2 separate regions of the Homo sapiens genome follow, and region 1 is linked to region 2. A link is a loop called in an ENCODE intact Hi-C map of the cell type or tissue named here. Cell type or tissue: GM12878. All regions are shown on one strand. Each heading gives the region's core, and the rest is flanking DNA. Links, peaks and the distances in the headings are about the cores only. Region 1 overlaps LINC02641 (long intergenic non-protein coding RNA 2641). Region 2 overlaps LINC02641 (long intergenic non-protein coding RNA 2641).

Evidence for each region. Peaks named below come from ENCODE experiments on the same cell type or tissue, not always from the same donor. Only the 100,000 strongest peaks of a DNase experiment are listed, where the experiment ranks them.
Region 1: a loop joins it to region 2, with 2.6 times the contacts of the local background. A loop is called at or near these places in 4 of 110 quality-filtered maps.

The regions. Positions count from the first base shown.
Region 1 is chr10:123,387,923-123,396,258 of GRCh38, forward strand. All of the region lies in intron 6 of LINC02641 (long intergenic non-protein coding RNA 2641), which reads left to right. Among named protein-coding and RNA genes, the nearest start is that of LINC02641, 44 kb to the left of the region's middle. RefSeq lists enhancers at 4,043-4,422, 4,573-4,832, 4,933-5,042. In GM12878, for the core only: no CTCF peak of the experiment used is centred there; DNase peaks (open chromatin) are centred at 3,879 and 4,429; H3K4me3 peaks cover 2,398 bases; H3K27ac peaks cover 6,983 bases.
Region 2 is chr10:123,533,388-123,541,723 of GRCh38, forward strand. All of the region lies in intron 9 of LINC02641 (long intergenic non-protein coding RNA 2641), which reads left to right. Among named protein-coding and RNA genes, the nearest start is that of GPR26, 130 kb to the right of the region's middle. RefSeq lists enhancers at 5,360-5,925, 5,399-6,598. In GM12878, for the core only: no CTCF peak of the experiment used is centred there; a DNase peak (open chromatin) is centred at 4,260; H3K27ac peaks cover 1,107 bases.

The sequences.
Region 1 (8,336 bases), core at 318-8,317, 150 kb before region 2:
AAATCCCATTTTCTGAGGAGAAATTCAAACTTGCTGCAGAAATTTGCATAAGTAACAAAAAGTGGAATGTTAATCCCCAAGAGAATGGGGAAAACGTCTCCAGGGCATGTCAGAGACCTTTGTGGCAGCCCCTCCCATCACAGGCCCAGAGGTTTAGTAGGAAAAAATGGTTTCAGGGGCCTGGCCCAGGGTCCCTCTGCTGTGTGCAGTCTAGGGACTTGCTGCCCTGTATCCCAGCCACTCCAGCCATGACTAAAAGGGGCCAAGGTATAGCTTAGGCTGTTGGTTCAGAGGGTGAAAGCACCAAGCCTTGGCAGCTTCCACATGATGTTGAGCCTGTGGGTTCACAGGAGTCAAGAACTGAAGTTTGGGAACCTTCGCCTAGATTTCAGAGGAAGTATGGAAATGCATGGATGCCCAGGCAAAAGTTTGCTGCAGGGGCAGGGCCCTCATGGAGAACCTCGGCTAGGGCAATGTGGAAGGGAAATGTGGGGTTGGAGGCCCCACACAGAGTCCCCACTGGGGCACCACCTAGTGGAGCTATGAGAAGAGGGTCATCGCCATCCTCCAGACCTCAGAATGGTAGATCCACTGACAGTTTGCACCATGTGCCTGGAAAAGCCACAGACACTCAATGCCATAAAAGCAGTGAGGAGGGTCCTATACCCTGCAAAGCCACAGGGGTGGAGCTGCCCAAGACCATGGGAACTCACCTCTTGCATCAGTGTGACCTGTATGTGAGACATGTTGTCAAAGGAGATCATTATGGAGCTTTAAGATTTGACTGCCCCACTGGATTTTGGACTTGCTTGGGGCCTGTAACTCCTTTGTTTTGGCCAATTTCTCCCATTTGGAACAGCTGTATTTACCCATGACTGTACTCCCATTGTATCTAGGAAGTAACTAACTTGCTTTTGATTTTACAGGCTGATAGGCAGAAGAGACTTGCCTTGTCTCAGATGAGACTTTGGATTGTGGACTTTTGAGTTAATGCTGAGATGAATTAAAACTTTAGGAGACTACTGGGAAGGCATAATTGGTTTTGAAATGTGAAGACATGAGATTAGGGGGTGGGCAGGGGCGGAAAGATTTGGTTTGGCTCTGTGTCCCCTCCTACATCTCATCCTGTAGCTCCCATAATTCCCACATGTTGTGGAAGGGACTCGGTAGGAGATGGTTGAATCATGGGGGCAGGTCGTTCCCCTGCTGTTCTCATGATAGTGAGTGAGTCTGATGAGATCTCATGGTTTTTAAAACAGGGGTCTCCTCTCTGCACAAGCTCTCTTTGCCTGCTGCCATCCATGTAAGATGTGACTTGCTCCTTCTTGCCTTGCGCCATGATTGTGAGGCCTCCCCAGCCAAGTGTAACTGTAAGTCCACTAAACCTCTTTCCTGAATAAATTACCCAGTCTCAGGTATGCCTTTATTAGCAGTGCGAAAATGGACTAATACATATATCACTGGGCTGGAATCAAGGTACCTGCAGAGCTGTGCTTTCTCTGGAGGTTCCAAGCAAGAAGTCATTCCTTACCTCCTCCAGCTGGGGTGGCTGCTGGTAGTCCTTGGCTTGTGGCCATGTCACCCCAGGCTCTGCCTCTGTGGTCACACCTCCTTCTCCTCTGTGTCTGTGTATAAAATCTTCCTCTGACCCCTCAGATGAGGATGCATGTGCTTGAGTTTAAGGACCATCCAAATAATCCAAGATAATGTCTGTCTCAAGATCCTTAATTTAGTCACATCATATCTGTAAGGGTTCATCCTTTTTAATGCCATATAAGGTAACAGTCTCAAGTTTCAAGAATGAGGATGTAGATATATTTCGGTGGGGGCATTATTAGCCTAACACAATCACTTTTAATTTCTAAAGTGCTTCTGTGCACATTTTCTCATGTCATTCTCAACATTTTCATGAGAAGGATAAATCCTGTCTCACTGTACCGACTCCACAGGTGGGGGACAGTGACTTAGAGAGCTGAGGGCATCCAGTTGCAGGTCTAGAAGAACTTCTGGGGCCAGTCTGTTCCCAAGAGGATGACTCCAGAGAGAATCGCCCCATTTCTGAAACCAGCATGGTCCCAGATGTTGGCCTGGACCCTGCCACTAAATAGCTTTGTGCTAACTGATATCTGCTAACTATGTGGGGAGGCTGAAAAAGCATGTTCTTTGTAGTCAGACAAAGCTGCGTTTGACTGTACTCAGTGAACTTGGGGGTTACTCACTTTCCTTGAGCCTTAATTTCCTCATCTGTAAAATGGGAATCATAGGAGAGGTGGGATAACATTTGCCAAACATGAATCCACCCTTAGACTTGAGATGCAAAGAAACGTTTTCTTTCTTTATGTTTCCACATGAAATCCCACCTGGTTTCAACTTGACCACTTGGCAAGAATCCCCCAGCGGTCACCCAGGGCCACTCTTCTCTTCCCGGGGACTTTGTTGAGATTCAGGGGGTAAGCAACTCAAGAATGGGCAGGTGAGGCCTTGGGAGGTGAGGCCTCAGGCAGATCAGGCCAGGGCCATTCACTCACCACCGGTAACTCCTGGCCCAGGTTCTCCCAGCCCACTGGAAGGTTTCTCAGAGGTTGTGATCCCGAGCAAGGCCACAAGGGGCTCCTGGCACTGTCTCCACAGGGGTCCTCCCAGGTAGGTGAGGTCCCAGTGCCCACCACTCACAGGACCCTCAAAAGTGCATCCTGTTCCAGTCCAGGTAGGCCCCCCATCCCCAGCCTATCTTTGAAACCGAGAGCCTGACCCTCCCCTGCCCTCAGGGATGACCTAGAGAAATACCCTCAGGTTATTCAAAAACAGGTTCTGTTTAGGGAGGTCTCTTGGAGGTCCTGACAAGTTCTCTTCTTTCCAGAGATTAAAACCCCCAAAACCTGTGTCTGTACCCCCTGAACCCCACAGGGAGTGAGGAAATCTCAGACAGGAAGAGTCTGGTCCCGCTGGGGGTGAGGTGGGTGTAAGGAAGAAAATTCCTTTTATTCCCTAGAGCATATAACAAAGAAAAAAAAGAACAAGAAACAATTCACTTTCTAGTGCACACCCTGGGACGCAGCAGATCTGGGCTGCAGGTGACTTCCCTGTCACGGCACCCCACCCCCTGCATTTTCCCTGGCTACCGTCCAACCAGAACCCGGAAGAGCATGAAGGCCCACAGCCAGTCAGTGACAGTAATGGTGATGGGGAAGGGGCTGCCTCTGTAGTTCATCCCCTGGCTGGGACTTCGTAGAAGGGAAGGTGGTGGCATTGGAAGGCGGATCCACTAGGGAACAGTGGGCTCAGCTGTGGAAGACAAAATGGAAGGACTGAGCGGCCCGGGACCCAGGCCTTTGGGCCAGCGGGTCAGGGAGCCCTCTCTTAGGCTTTGTTGGGAGGAGACAACGGTTAAGTGCTGACCCCTGGAAAGGGAGGCCCCTGGGAGAATGGGAGCTCTCTGGGAAGGGGGTGTCAGAAAGTAAACCTGAGAACAGCTAGGGCTGGAGGGTATGTTTTCATCTTCTAGGAAGTTGCAGAGAACGTTGGTCAAGCTGCGAGGGTGGGTGAGTTCTTAGAGGAGTGTTTGCAGCTGTGGGAAGAGTCTGCCTTTGGGAAGCTGGCGGCGCCTGCACAATCTCTTTAGTGCAACTCAGCCTCACTCACAGGCTGGCTGAGAGGAGTGTGTGGCTCTACGCCTCTGGTTGTTCTGGAACAGTCTGAGTTGGGGGAAGAGGGTGAGAGTTACTTTTTCAGCGGAGGCAAGTGCTGTCCACACTCTCTCTAGTTTTCTATCCAGACCACGTGGAAGAGAATAAATGTGGGACCATTGGGGAGTCTCCGTGGTTCTTTTTGGGTCCCAAGCCCTGATTGCTTCTCATGCTATCGCTGTGGCCCCAGCAGTCCTCGTAAGGAGCCAAGGTTCGGGGGGAGGTGCTTGATCTGTCACGCAGGGAGGAAGGAACAGCTGAGATGCAAGCCAGGTATGAGTGCTCCCCAGGGGTCCCCCCATATCTTAGCCAGCACGTGGTGGCCAGATGTACCCAAGACAGTTGTCTGGCAGCACCACGGGACTGGATATCCACTTAAACCTGAGGAGCCTGGACTTGTCTTCCCACCTGGGTAGGGTGTGGTATTCTGCGATGTTATCCATGCTTCTTTCTCTGGCATTTCCTCCTCTCCTTCTTCCATCTTCTAGTATAGGCAGCAGAAGAGCAAAAATACAAATAATCTGCTTTTGACTTCCAGCAGCTTAGGTCTTAGCACAGGAAAATATTTGAAAGAATGCAAATCAGTCAAAGCCAGTTCTTATTGCCCTGTGGCTAGATAACTTTTGGAGGGGATTGAAAGAAGAAGTGAGAGAAGAAGAGAGAGCCTTGGTGCTTGTGGGAAGGGAAGGAGAAGCAGACCCCTCTCTGGATCTGGGGACTGAGAGCAGAGGAGACACGCACCTCCAATTCCCCTGGGGAAGGCCTGGGAACTTGTGAAATCTCAGTACTGCCCTTGACTCATTACGGTGCAAGAGCTATAGGGCAGAAAGAGCCAGGTGTGGGTGTCTCAGTGCAGGGAAGTTGAGAGTCCCCAGAGAGGTACAGAAGCAGCCAGATGGCTCCTGGGTGTCGAAGAGGGGTTGGAGACAGTAGGAGTGGTGGTGGGGTGGAGAGGGAGAGAGACCATTTGGTTAAGCTGGGAGGCAGGAGCGAGGTAGGAGTCTCCATGGATCATCAGGACTGGCTCAGGAACTGAGACCAGCAGGGAATGAGAACATGTTTGTGGCCATGCAGTGAGATGACAACAAGGACCAGACCCCGCTGCCTGACATCTTAGCCACACGTAAGCCCCAAGTACAGCCCCAGGGCTGGCTGACAGCACTGAGTTAGTTGAAAATGAGTTTTAGAGAAAGGGGGCCTCAATAGAAATTCAGTTCACTTTCATTGAGCAGAAGTTACATTTCTTGCTTTTCTGGTTTCCTAATGACTAGATTTTTCTAGCCCAATTTTTCCAGCAGAGAATTAATTCACCTTTGAAGCCACCTGCTTCTGGTCACTTAATTGTAGAGGAACAGACAGAGATCACACACACTCATACACACTGACACACACCCATTACTGTAGAGGAACAGAGTCACACACACTCATACACACTCACACACACCCCAGTTATTGTAGAGGAACAGCGATCACACACACTCATACACACTCACATACACACCCCCATTATTGTAGAGGAACAGAGATCTCTCTCTCTCACACACACGTTATTGTAGAAGAGCAGAGATCACACACACTCATATACACTCACACACACCCCCATTATTATAGAGGAACAGAGATCACACACCCTCACACACACACCCCCATTATTGCAGAGGAACAGAAATCACACACATACACTCACACATACACCGCCATTATTGCAGAGGAACAGAGATCACACACACTCAGACACACTTACATACACACCCCCATTATTGTAGAGGAACAGACAGAGATCACACTCACACACACACACCCATTATTGTAGAGGAAAAGCGATCACACACACTCATACATACAAACCCTCATTATTGCGAGGAACAGAGATCACACACACTCATACACACTCACACATACAGACACCCATTATTGTAGAGGAACAAAAATCACACACACTCATACACACACACACACATTATGGCAGAGGAACAGAGATCACACACGCTTATACACACTCACACACACGCTCCCATTGTTTCTGCAGAAAGAGTTGTGCAGACTTGCTTTCAGTATTTCAAAAACTGTGAACAATGCTATCATTTGACAATAAAAGCACAAAAAGAGAGACATTTAAAAATTATTTCCCCCTCTGCAATTACTACCCCAGGCCTTTCCATGGGTTTAGAGATGAGGGGAGCAGAGAATGATGCCCACCTCCACCCCCTCTTCTCATCCAGTGTGGCTCTGAAATATCTCTTAATAAGAAGAAAGGTAAAATATTACATAATGTATTTGTTTATTTGACAAATATTTGGTAAGAACATAGCAGACATTTACTGTGCATTTACTGTGGCCGTGCAACCCTTTACAAAAAGTTGGCTTCCTGTAATCCTCCTGACAAGCCCTCAGGGTCTGTGATGGCTTTGTTTGGCCTGTTTCAGTCCTGTGCCAAGGGCTAAGGATTCTAGAAAGAACACCACCCAACCTGCACCCTGTGGAAGCTCATAGTTCAAGCAGCAGAGGTCAGTTCATCTCCCCACCCGTGCCAGAACGTGTGGGCTATGCAGACAGAGAAAGGAGCATCCAACTCTGACAGGCAGGAAGGCTTCCTGGAAAAGGTGATGCCTGAATTGGGACTTAAAGGATAAACAAGAGTTTGTTGGGGGAAGGGCAGTTGGCAATATGATCATGTCAATTTTACCAAATGCACCAAGGCCCTCTAGCCATACAAATTCTCCAACATGCCATAGATTGGCTACCCGCAGTCTCTGTTCCCTTGTCCCTGTGTGGGGTGCTCTCTGCCATCACCTGATTAATGAGCTCCCCCTCATCCTTCAAGTCTCAGCTGAGTGGCTGCTTGGCTGTGCTGTTTCCTGGACAGAATGAATCACATCCTCTCATACTTTCCCTGCCTCATCTGGGGAACGAGGTTGGATGAATGAATGATTGAATGAATGAATGCACAATTATCTAACCTCCCCACCCCCAAAAAATGAGGAGGAATTGGAATGATGTTGTTCTGCAGGGTCCCCTTAGATCATTATATTAATCCAAGTGTTTTTTAATTACTTGAGGAAAAGAGTACTTTGTGTTGCAAGTAATGCAGAAGACCAAATTACACAAAACAAACAAACAAAGCAATGCTGGGGCTCATTGTGAAAAAAAGAAATCACTGGCTGGGAGTGAGGAGATCCACATTCTAGTTCACGTAACTCCCCTCTTCAAACTTGGTGAACCTGTGACACATGCATGACACAGAGAATGAAAGATACAAGACACAGCGTGGTGCTGCAGGCTGGACTGCAGGCTCAGGTGTGAGCGCCAGGACAGCTCCCCACGTGGAGAGGGCTGAGTCCTAGTGAGGCCCAGCTGCTGCACCCATCCGTGCCAATGGCAACTTCCACTTGTGTGCCATGCTGGAGACTCAGGTTGGCATCCCCAGCCCCCAAAGATGCTACTGTCTCCACCTGGATGTCTCCCAGGCTCTTCAGAGTCACATTGTCCCAAACACCCATGGCTGCTTTCTCCAGCCCCCTTCAAGCCTATGCCTCCTCCCTGTCTCTGTTACTCCCACAGTCATGCACTCAGGTGTGCCGCCTGACATCTGGTCTTCATAGTCTCCTCCCCCTCCTCTGGGCACTGAGGAGGTTCTTGGAGGTGGGGGATGCCCCATGATATGGTTTGGCTGTGTCCCCACCCAAATCTCATCTTGAATTCCCACATGTTGCGGGAGGGACCCAGTGGGAGTTGGTTGAATCATGGGGGCAGGTCTTTCCCGTGCTATTCTCTTGATAGGGAATAAGTCTCAGGAGATCTGATGGTTTTATAGCGGGGAGTTTCCCTGCACAAGCTCTCTCTCTGCCTGCTGCCATCCATGTAAGATGTGACTTGCTCCTCCTTGCCTTCCACCATGATTGTGAGGCCTCCTCAGCCACATGGAACTGTGAGTCCAGTAAACCGCTTTTTCTTCCCAGTCTTGGGTATGTCTTTATCAGCAGAATGAAGATGAACTAATATACCCCACTCCAAGGGAAGAAGGAACCCCCTTCTCCCTGCAGTCCCTGGAGCCTCAGCCTGGCCAGAGAAGGGTGAGGAGAAAGCTTTGAGTTGGGCATGAGATTGGAATTTTAAACTAGACACAATTTTAATAATGAAAATAACCTAAAAGTTTTAGAATCTGCCCAAGAGACCCTTCCAGGATATGCTGAGCCCCCAGGAAGGGACAGCTGGTGCTGCACCATTAGAGTGGCATTCAGGGAAGTAAAATGACTTGATATGCTCAGGCCACTCAGTGGAGGCTGGGTGTCCCGCTATTGCTGGTGGCTGAGAACTGCTGTCCTGCCTGGGTTGGCCTGGATGTTCTGGCTCCTGTCCACCTCTGGGACCACACAGACCTCCTACTGGGCATCCTGATGGGGAAAACCAGGGCCATGGCTGAGACAATCAGGCTCTGATGGTCAAACTGAATGGCTGTGGACAGTCCACAGTGAGATGGCAGGTGTCTGCCTGGCAGGCGTCCAGGTGAAGGAGCAGTGACCAGGTCCGCCTGCGTTTGGGTTGGGCTTCTGGATGTGTTGTCCACATATGCAGGTGGAACACGGGACTGTTATGTGGCTTCCCTGTCAGACACCTGAGCTGGCTGCCTGCATTTATCTGGTTCGACAC
Region 2 (8,336 bases), core at 6-8,005:
ACATAAACAGAATAAAAAGCAAAAACCATATGATCATCTCAAAAGATGAAGAAAAGGCTTTTGATAAAATCCAACATCGCTTTGTGATAAAAACCCTCAATAGACTAGGCATTGAAGGAACATGCCTCAAAATAATAAGAACCACCTATAACAAACCCACAGCCGACATCATACTGAACAGGCCAGAAGTGGAACCATTCCCTTGAGAACTGGAACAAGACAAGAATGCCCACTCTCACCACTCCTATTCAGCATAATAGTGAAAATTTTAACCAGAACAATCAGGCAAGAAAAAGAAAGGGCATCCAAATAGTAAAAGAAGAAATCAAACTATCTTTTTTTTGCTGACAACATGATTCTATACCTAGAAAATCCTAAAAACTCTGCTGAAAGGCTCCTAGAACTGATAAATGACTTCAATAAAGTTTTTAGATACAAAATCAATGTACAAAAATCAGTAACATTTCTATACATCAATAACATTCAAGTTGAGAATCAAATCAAAATTTGTTTGATTTTTTTGTGGTTATTTGCAACAACCACAAAACATTGAAATACCTAGGAATACAGCCAACCAAGGAGGTGAACTATCTCTGCAAGGAGAACTACAAAACACTGCTGAAAGAAATCAGAGATGACACATATAAATGGAAAAAAATTCCATGCTCATGGATTGGAAGAATAAATATTGTTAAAATGGCCATACTGCCCAAAACAATTTACAGATACAATGCTATTCCTATCAAACTATGAATGTCATTTTTCACAGAATTAGAACAAAAAAAATTCTAAAATTTATATGGAACCAAAAAAAGAGCCCAAATAGCCAAAATAATTCTAAGTAAAAAGACAAAAGCCATAGGCATCCCAGTACCCAACTTCAAACTATAAGGCTACAGTAACCAAAACAGCATGGTACTGGTATAAAAATAGACCTGTAGACCAACAGAACAGAATAGACAATCCAAAACTAAAGCTGTATACTTACAACCATTTGATCTTTGACAAAGCTGACAAAAACAAACAATGGGGAAAGGACTTCCTGTTTCGTAAATGGTGCTGGGATAACGGCTAGCAATAAGCAGAAAATGAAACTGGACCCCTACCTCTCACCAAATATAAAAATTAACTCAAGATGGATTAAAGATTTAAATGTAAGCCCTCAAACTATAAAAATCCTGGAAGAAAACCTAGGAAGTACCCTTCTTGACATTGACCTTGGCAAATAATTTTTGGCTAAGTCCCTAAAAGCAATTGCAACTAAAACAACAATTGACAAGTGAGACCTAATTAAACTAAAGGGCTTCTGCATGGCAAAAGAAATTTAGAGTAAACAGAAAACTACTGAATGGGAGAAAATATTTGCAAACTATGCATCTGATGAAGGTCTAATATCCAGGATCTGTAAGGAACTTAAATCAACAAGTTGGATACCAGTTTTAATGGCTTACAGCTGTAAGTTCCTATATTCAGTCACCAAGTTTTCAACACCAGGTTCTGGCCAAAGTGCCGAAAATATGAAGATGAACAAGTCTGACAAAGAAAATCTGGCTAGGGTGGTAAAATTTTCTAGGGAAGTCACAAGGGGGAGGGGGCGTGTAAAACAGGTGGAAGATAAGGGTTATGTCATGAAGTAGGTTTATTCAGGTCCAGTGTAGCCTCTAATTCCAAGTTTCTCGTGATAAGGGCTATTTTCTAACTGTTGTATAGAGACGATGTCCCTTCAGAAGCAACTTTATTATTGCCGCATGCAGGAAGAAATAGATCAGCTAGCCCTTTCTGAAACTACAAGAATCTTGGTTTACTAGCAAAATTATATCCAAGTAAAACACTATGCCACTTACCAGTACTTACAAATCTATGTGTCTCAATTTTATTCATTTATTTTTTCAATGAGTGTTTATTGAGCATCTGCTTCTTGCTGTACACTGTGCTGGCAGCTAGGGATACAGATGTAAGCAAAAACCAAACAGCATCACACCCATCCTTATGGGACTTAGAGTGGGGAGACACATCAAATAAACACACAAGTCAGCGTATTAATTATAACAGAGAAACCAGAAATTCGATCTAAACAGGGGGAAGGAGTCTTCCTTGCAGAGCAAACATGGAGCCGAAGTCTGGAGGCTGAGTAGGATGTAACTGGGCAAAGAGGGGAGGGCAGAGCATTCCAGGTAGGAGGTGGGCTGTGGAAAGGTCATGGGGCAGAGAGAGTGCATGTTAGGACCTGTGAGAAGGCCAGGAGAGAGAAGTAGAGAGGAGGGGGCAGTGCAAGAAGAAGCAGGACAACCCAGCAGGGAGTTTTGTTTTTATCCTTAGAAAAATGAGAAGCGGCTGGGAGCCATGGCTCACGCTTGTAATCCCAGCACTTTGGGAGGCTGAGGCAGGCAGATCATGAGGTCAGGAGTTCGAGACCAGCCTGGCCAACACAGTGTGAAACCCAATCTCTACTAAAAATACAAAAATTAGCTGGGCGTGGTGGCGGATGCTTGTAATCCCAAATATTCAGGAGGCTAGGGCAGGAGAATTCCTTGAACCTGGGAGGTGGAGGTTGAAGTGAGCTGAGATTGCGCCACTGCACTCCAGCCTGGGCAACAGTGCAAGACTCCGTCTCAATAAAAAAAGAAAAAAAATGAGAAGCCATTTCAGGATTTTAAGCCAGATAATGATATATTAGATTTCAATTTCCAAAAAATTACCCTGATTATAGTGGACTCCAGACTAGAGGGAGGCTGGAGGGGGCAGGCCACGTGGAGACTCTAGCAGTGTCCTGATGAACAGAGATGGCAGCCTGGAGTCAGGTGAGGGTGGGCCAGGTCGAGTGAAAATGACATGCTGGGGAGAGATTTAGGAGGAGGGGTAGACAAGGCTTGATGAGGGATCAGTGGAGGGGTCAAAGGACAGAGGCCTATCGAGGATAATTCAGACCTTTCTTATCTTGGGGCTCAATGAGTGGTTGTCCAGTCAGTGAGACATGGAAGATGACCAGGTCAGAAGGGGAGACCTTGGGTCCTGCTTTGGAGATGTTGAATGTGAGGCTGGCTTTGAGAGATCCAGGGAATTGTGGATATGTGGCCTGCAACATGGAGCCTGGAGAAGTGTGCTTGAGAATCCCCCTCTTAAGAGGTGCTCCTTGGGCCCTCAGTGCTCCTTAAGCCCTCAGATGCATGAGGTTGCCTAGAAGTATATGACACAGAAAGAGGTAAGGATGGAGGAGAGGAAGGCCTGAAGGACCCTGACACTTAGGAGAGGACAGGCTTGCAAAGGAATAGAGCAGGAGAGACCAGAGGTGATACTGAAGGAGTATTGTGCCCTGGAGGGCAGAGCAAGGGTGATTGAAGGAGGATGTGATCGGCCGAGGAAAAATGATGAATGAAGAATGCCCTTTGGATCGAGTGACTGGAAGGCCAATGGAGACTCAGCGAGAATTGTTTCAGATGACAAAGCCTGAGGCTCTGAGAAAAAAGACGATTCAAGCCATATGCTAAGAAAGGGCTGACCAAGACTGACACCTGGGTTTCCTTCAATCTTTCTAACAACCTTCAGGCAAGAATTTTGGTAGGAATCATGGTCTATGGAGCTGCAGGGTTGGTTTTATCTCTTCCGCAAAAATGCAGTCAGTCGTTTCCCGGTATTGGTTCCAGGATCCCCCAATATCAAAATCCACAGATGCTCAATGTCCTTATAGAAATCAGTGTAGTATTTGCATAGAACCTACACTCTTCCTCCCGTAGACTTTAAATCATCTCTAGATTACTTGTAATACCTAATACACTAAGAATGCTATATAAATAGTTGCTATTCTGTATTGTTTAGGGAATAATGAAAAGAAATGTCTAAAATGTGGGGCAGGAGGTCAGCAAGAAAGCTTCCTTCCTGTGCCAGCTTGAGGAGTCCTTGGGAAGCCACCAGCACTGTTGATAATGAGGACACTTAGATGCCAAGTGGCCTCTCGGGTCTGTCTTCTGCTAATAAGACTAAAGAGGGGAAGTGTAAAGAATTTGCACCCCAATCCTCTGGTGGGCTGGGGCAGGATGCAGCCACACTCTTCTTATTTCTATTTTGTATTTTTGTTTGAAGAAGTCATCTCCCAGATGAAAAGTCAGTTTGAAGGCACACTGGGGGTTTGTGGCATGAGTTTGTCAACTGCTGGAGTAAAGAGCTCTGATAGATGGATAAACAGCCTTCTGGTTTTTTGAAAGCTGTTTTCAGTTCCCTTCCAGGATCTGCGCTTGGGAAGAAATAAGCCACCCCTCAGAACCTCAGAAGATTTACTTCAACATCTGTAGAAGTATTTTAATTTCTTCCTTGAGTAGGTTTGGCTTGGCCAACTGAAACTGTGGTTAAACTATTTTTAATCATGTTAATAAGAAAATTGTCCTGCCCAGAACAGGAAAGCGTTGTCTGTTTTTATTGTGCTGCATAAAAATAACTGTCTCCAGCCTTCTTGTTATGTAGTGGGCGATGACATACATTATTTTACTTAGTCCTCCTCCGAGGAACTCAGTAGGCGGATGATCTTAGTTCATTGGGGCTGCTTTAGCAAAAGACCACAACCTGGCTGGCTTATAAACAGCAGACATTTATTTTTCACAGTTCTGGAGGCTGGAAGGTCCAAGATCAAGGTACCAGCAGATTCAAAGTCTAGTGAGGGCTCTCTTCCTGGTTCATAGATGACCCCTTCTCAAAGCTCTCTGGGGCTTCTTTTATTGTGGCATTAATTCCATTCATGAGGGCCCTGTCCCCAGGATCTAGGCACCTACCACAGGCCCCATCTCCTAACACCATCACACTGGGGATTAGGTGTCAACTTATGATTTTGCAGGGGGCACAAATAATCAGGCCACAGTACAGATAGAATTGTCTATTTTGCCCCTGAAGATACTTTAGCTCTGAGAAATGAATAAGGTGACTGGTTTCACTGGGAGGTGGGAGGAGTGCTGGGAGTGAGGGGAGGAAATACAAACACGATGGAATGTACTACCACCCCTAGGAGAACTCACCGTTGAATGTAGGGATTCTTGACTAGCAAGGCCCTTGGAGATCAGCTGGAGCAATCTGCTCATTTTATAGCTAGGAAAGGAGGCCCAGCAGGAGGGGACGGTGTGCCCAAGGCTGAGAGTGTGGTGAGTGCTGGGTTCCTCCCAATACCCATTTCCACCAGGCAAAATGTCCCAGCATCCCTTGCAGATGTGGCCATGCAACTAATTCTGGCCAGTAAGACATAGATCTCCAGGAATTCTGAAAAAGAGAGGAGTTATGCCCCATTTGCTTTCTAATGACCCCACCACCACCGCCCCATCCTGCTGCCTGAAGTGTGAAGCTTCAGCAACATCTTAGCCCAGAGGGACTGGGCAGCCCCTGGGAATGGAGGAGAGGAGAACTGGAAGGAGCCTGGATCTCTGTCGACTTCACTGAGCTTCCCTGGACAGGGCTCTGGATTTACTTTATGTGAGAGAAATCAGCCTCGATCTTGCTTTTCTGGGGTTTTTTGTTCCATGTGGCTAAACTTGCGTGGAGTTAATAGGAGACTCTGAACTCCTGCAGGGACCTTGATGAGTGTTAATCGCTCCCTAAAAATGGCAGTATCTTCCTCTCTTTTTTCGAAGAGCACCAATGCTTTCTTCTGCAATAGAAGTCAAATGCATAGTCCCAGTAAACATGCCCAGGCAAGTAGCTCCGATATTTAACCCATCCTCCCCACCTCGCACACCTCACTCAGCTTCTGCTCCCAGTGACCTGTTTACTGCCCTTCCTGCTCAGACGAGACCCAGGGTTCCTTTCCTCCCTCAGGAATATGCAGAAATGGTGATTGGGCGAGTGGTTTACTGTAGGAAGGGAAATACCAGTGTGAAACACCTATATTCTCTATGCCCGTGAAAATCCCAGAGGGATTAAAGAGTTCAGTGGTTTGTTGTTGTTGTTGTTGTTGTTTTTAAAAAACACAATATCATAAAAAGGAACTAGAATTACAATAAACATTTAACAAAATTTGTAAATGAGGAGGGATTTCTAAGTTCCGATTTAATGAAGAAAAAGGGGAAAAGAGTGAGATATTTAATTACTAAAAATAAAATTTACATGTGGCAAACAAAACCAAATCAAAACCAAAACTACTTAAGAAGAAGTTTCCCAAAATATGACAAAAGATTGTGAGATTTAATATACTGTGCATTCATTCAAATTGATAAGAAATTATCATGATCTTGTCTTTTGAAAAACAGATAATTACAGCCCTTTAAAATACAAATGACTGGTATGCACTTTGAAAAATGTATTTAAACTTACTTTAAAAATCAAATAGGTAAAAACTAAAACGTCAATGAAACAAATTTTAACATCGAGCTAGCACTTTAAAATGAGAGTTGTGGGGCTGGCAAAGGTGCAGAGAACTGTGAAATCATATATGTACTGATAGAAACTGGCCCGATCTTTTCTTTTGGAAAGCAATTCAGCAGTATCTAAAATATTCATATGCATTCAATCAGTAGTTCCACTTCTGGGAATGTATCCCAAGGAAGTACTAAGGAATGTAAAAGAAAAGCTTTATGATCGGAGATGTGTACTGTAGTATTCTTTATCAGAGAAAACAGAAAAGAAGCTACAAAAATATCCAGTTCCTGGGGAATATCCTAAAATTCCCATGAACCAAGGTGGAATAAAAAATAAAAAAACTTTAAAATAAAAAATTCTAAAGTTTTTAAATAAAAAATTTAAAAACTAAATAATCAGATCAAAAACTACTGTATACTCTTTGTTATAAATCTTTTGAGAGTTTTCCTTAAAAAGCTTTTTGAGGTATAATTGACATACAATAAACCACACTTCTAAAATGTACAATTTGATGAAGTGTGGATTTATGTATACATTTATGAAACTCTCACCACAATCAAGATATTGAACACATTAATCATCCCTCAAAACTCTCCTCTTCCTTTTCCAATCTGTCCCTCCTTCCTTCCCAACTCTGTTCATCCCCACGCAACCACTGATCTGCTTTCTGTCACTATGCTTTCCAATTTCTAGAATTTTATTTGCAATTATGCCGCATGGACTCTTACTTGTCTGGCTTCTAGCTTATTTATCTAGCATTTAATGATTCTGAGAACCATCCACACAATTGTATCTCTCAATCGTTCAAGTCTTTTAATCGCTGAGTAGTATTTAATTACACAGGTATACCACAATTTGTTTATCCTTTCAGATGTTGATGGACAATTTGAGTTGCTTCCAGTTTTGAACTATTACAAATAAAACCACTACTAATATTCAGGTGCAAGCCTTCGTAAGGACATATGCTTACATTTCTCTTGGGTAAATAACTACTTAGTGGTGGAATGCGTGAGTCGTGTGGTAGACATATGTTTAACCTTTAAAGCAAGCTGGTTGTCCAACCCAGGACGGCTTTGAATGCAGCCCAACACAAATTCGTAAACTTTCTTAAAACATCATGAGTTCTTTTGTGATTTTTTTTTAACTCATCAGCTATCGTTAGTGTTCGTGTATTTTATGTGTGGCCCAAGACAATTCTTCTTCCAATGGGGTCCAGGGAAGACAAAAGATTGAACACCCCTGCTTTAAAGAAACTGCCAAACACTTTCCCAAAGTGGGTGTACCATTCTACATTCCCACCAGCTGTGCATGTCTGCTCCACATCCTTGCTAATAATTGGGAGGGTTGGTCATTTTTAAATTCAGACATTCTAATAGGTGAGTAGTGATATCTCATTGCATTTTAAATTTGTATTTCCCTAATGACTAATGATGTGCCTTTTTATGTGCTTATTTGCCATCTGTATATCTTCTTTGATGAATTGTTTTTGAAAACCTGTTGCACATCTTTTAAATTGGGTTGTCTTCTTATTATTGAATTTTTGAGTTTTTTTTTTAAACTATATATTGTGGATACAACTCCTTTATCAGATATGTGATTTGCAAATACGTTCTCCAAGACAGTGGCTTGTTATTTTGGTGTCTTTCAAAGAGCAGATGTTCTTAATTTCAGCGTAGTCCACTGTATCAGTTTTTGATTTTATAGATTGTGCATTTTGTGTTGTCTCTAAGAAATATTTGCTTAACTCAAGGTCACAAAGATTCTCTCCTATATTTTATTCTAGATGTTCTATAATTTCAGGTTTTACATTTATCTCTATGATATCTTTTGAGTTAATTTTATAGAGTAAAAGGTATGAATCAGTTTATTTTTGCATATGGATATCCAATTGTTCTAGTATCTTTTGTTCAAAAGACTATCTTTTCTCCAATCGTCTTTGTGCCTCTGTTGAAAATCAATTGACCATATACACATGGGTCTATTTCTGGGTTCTGTATTCTGAT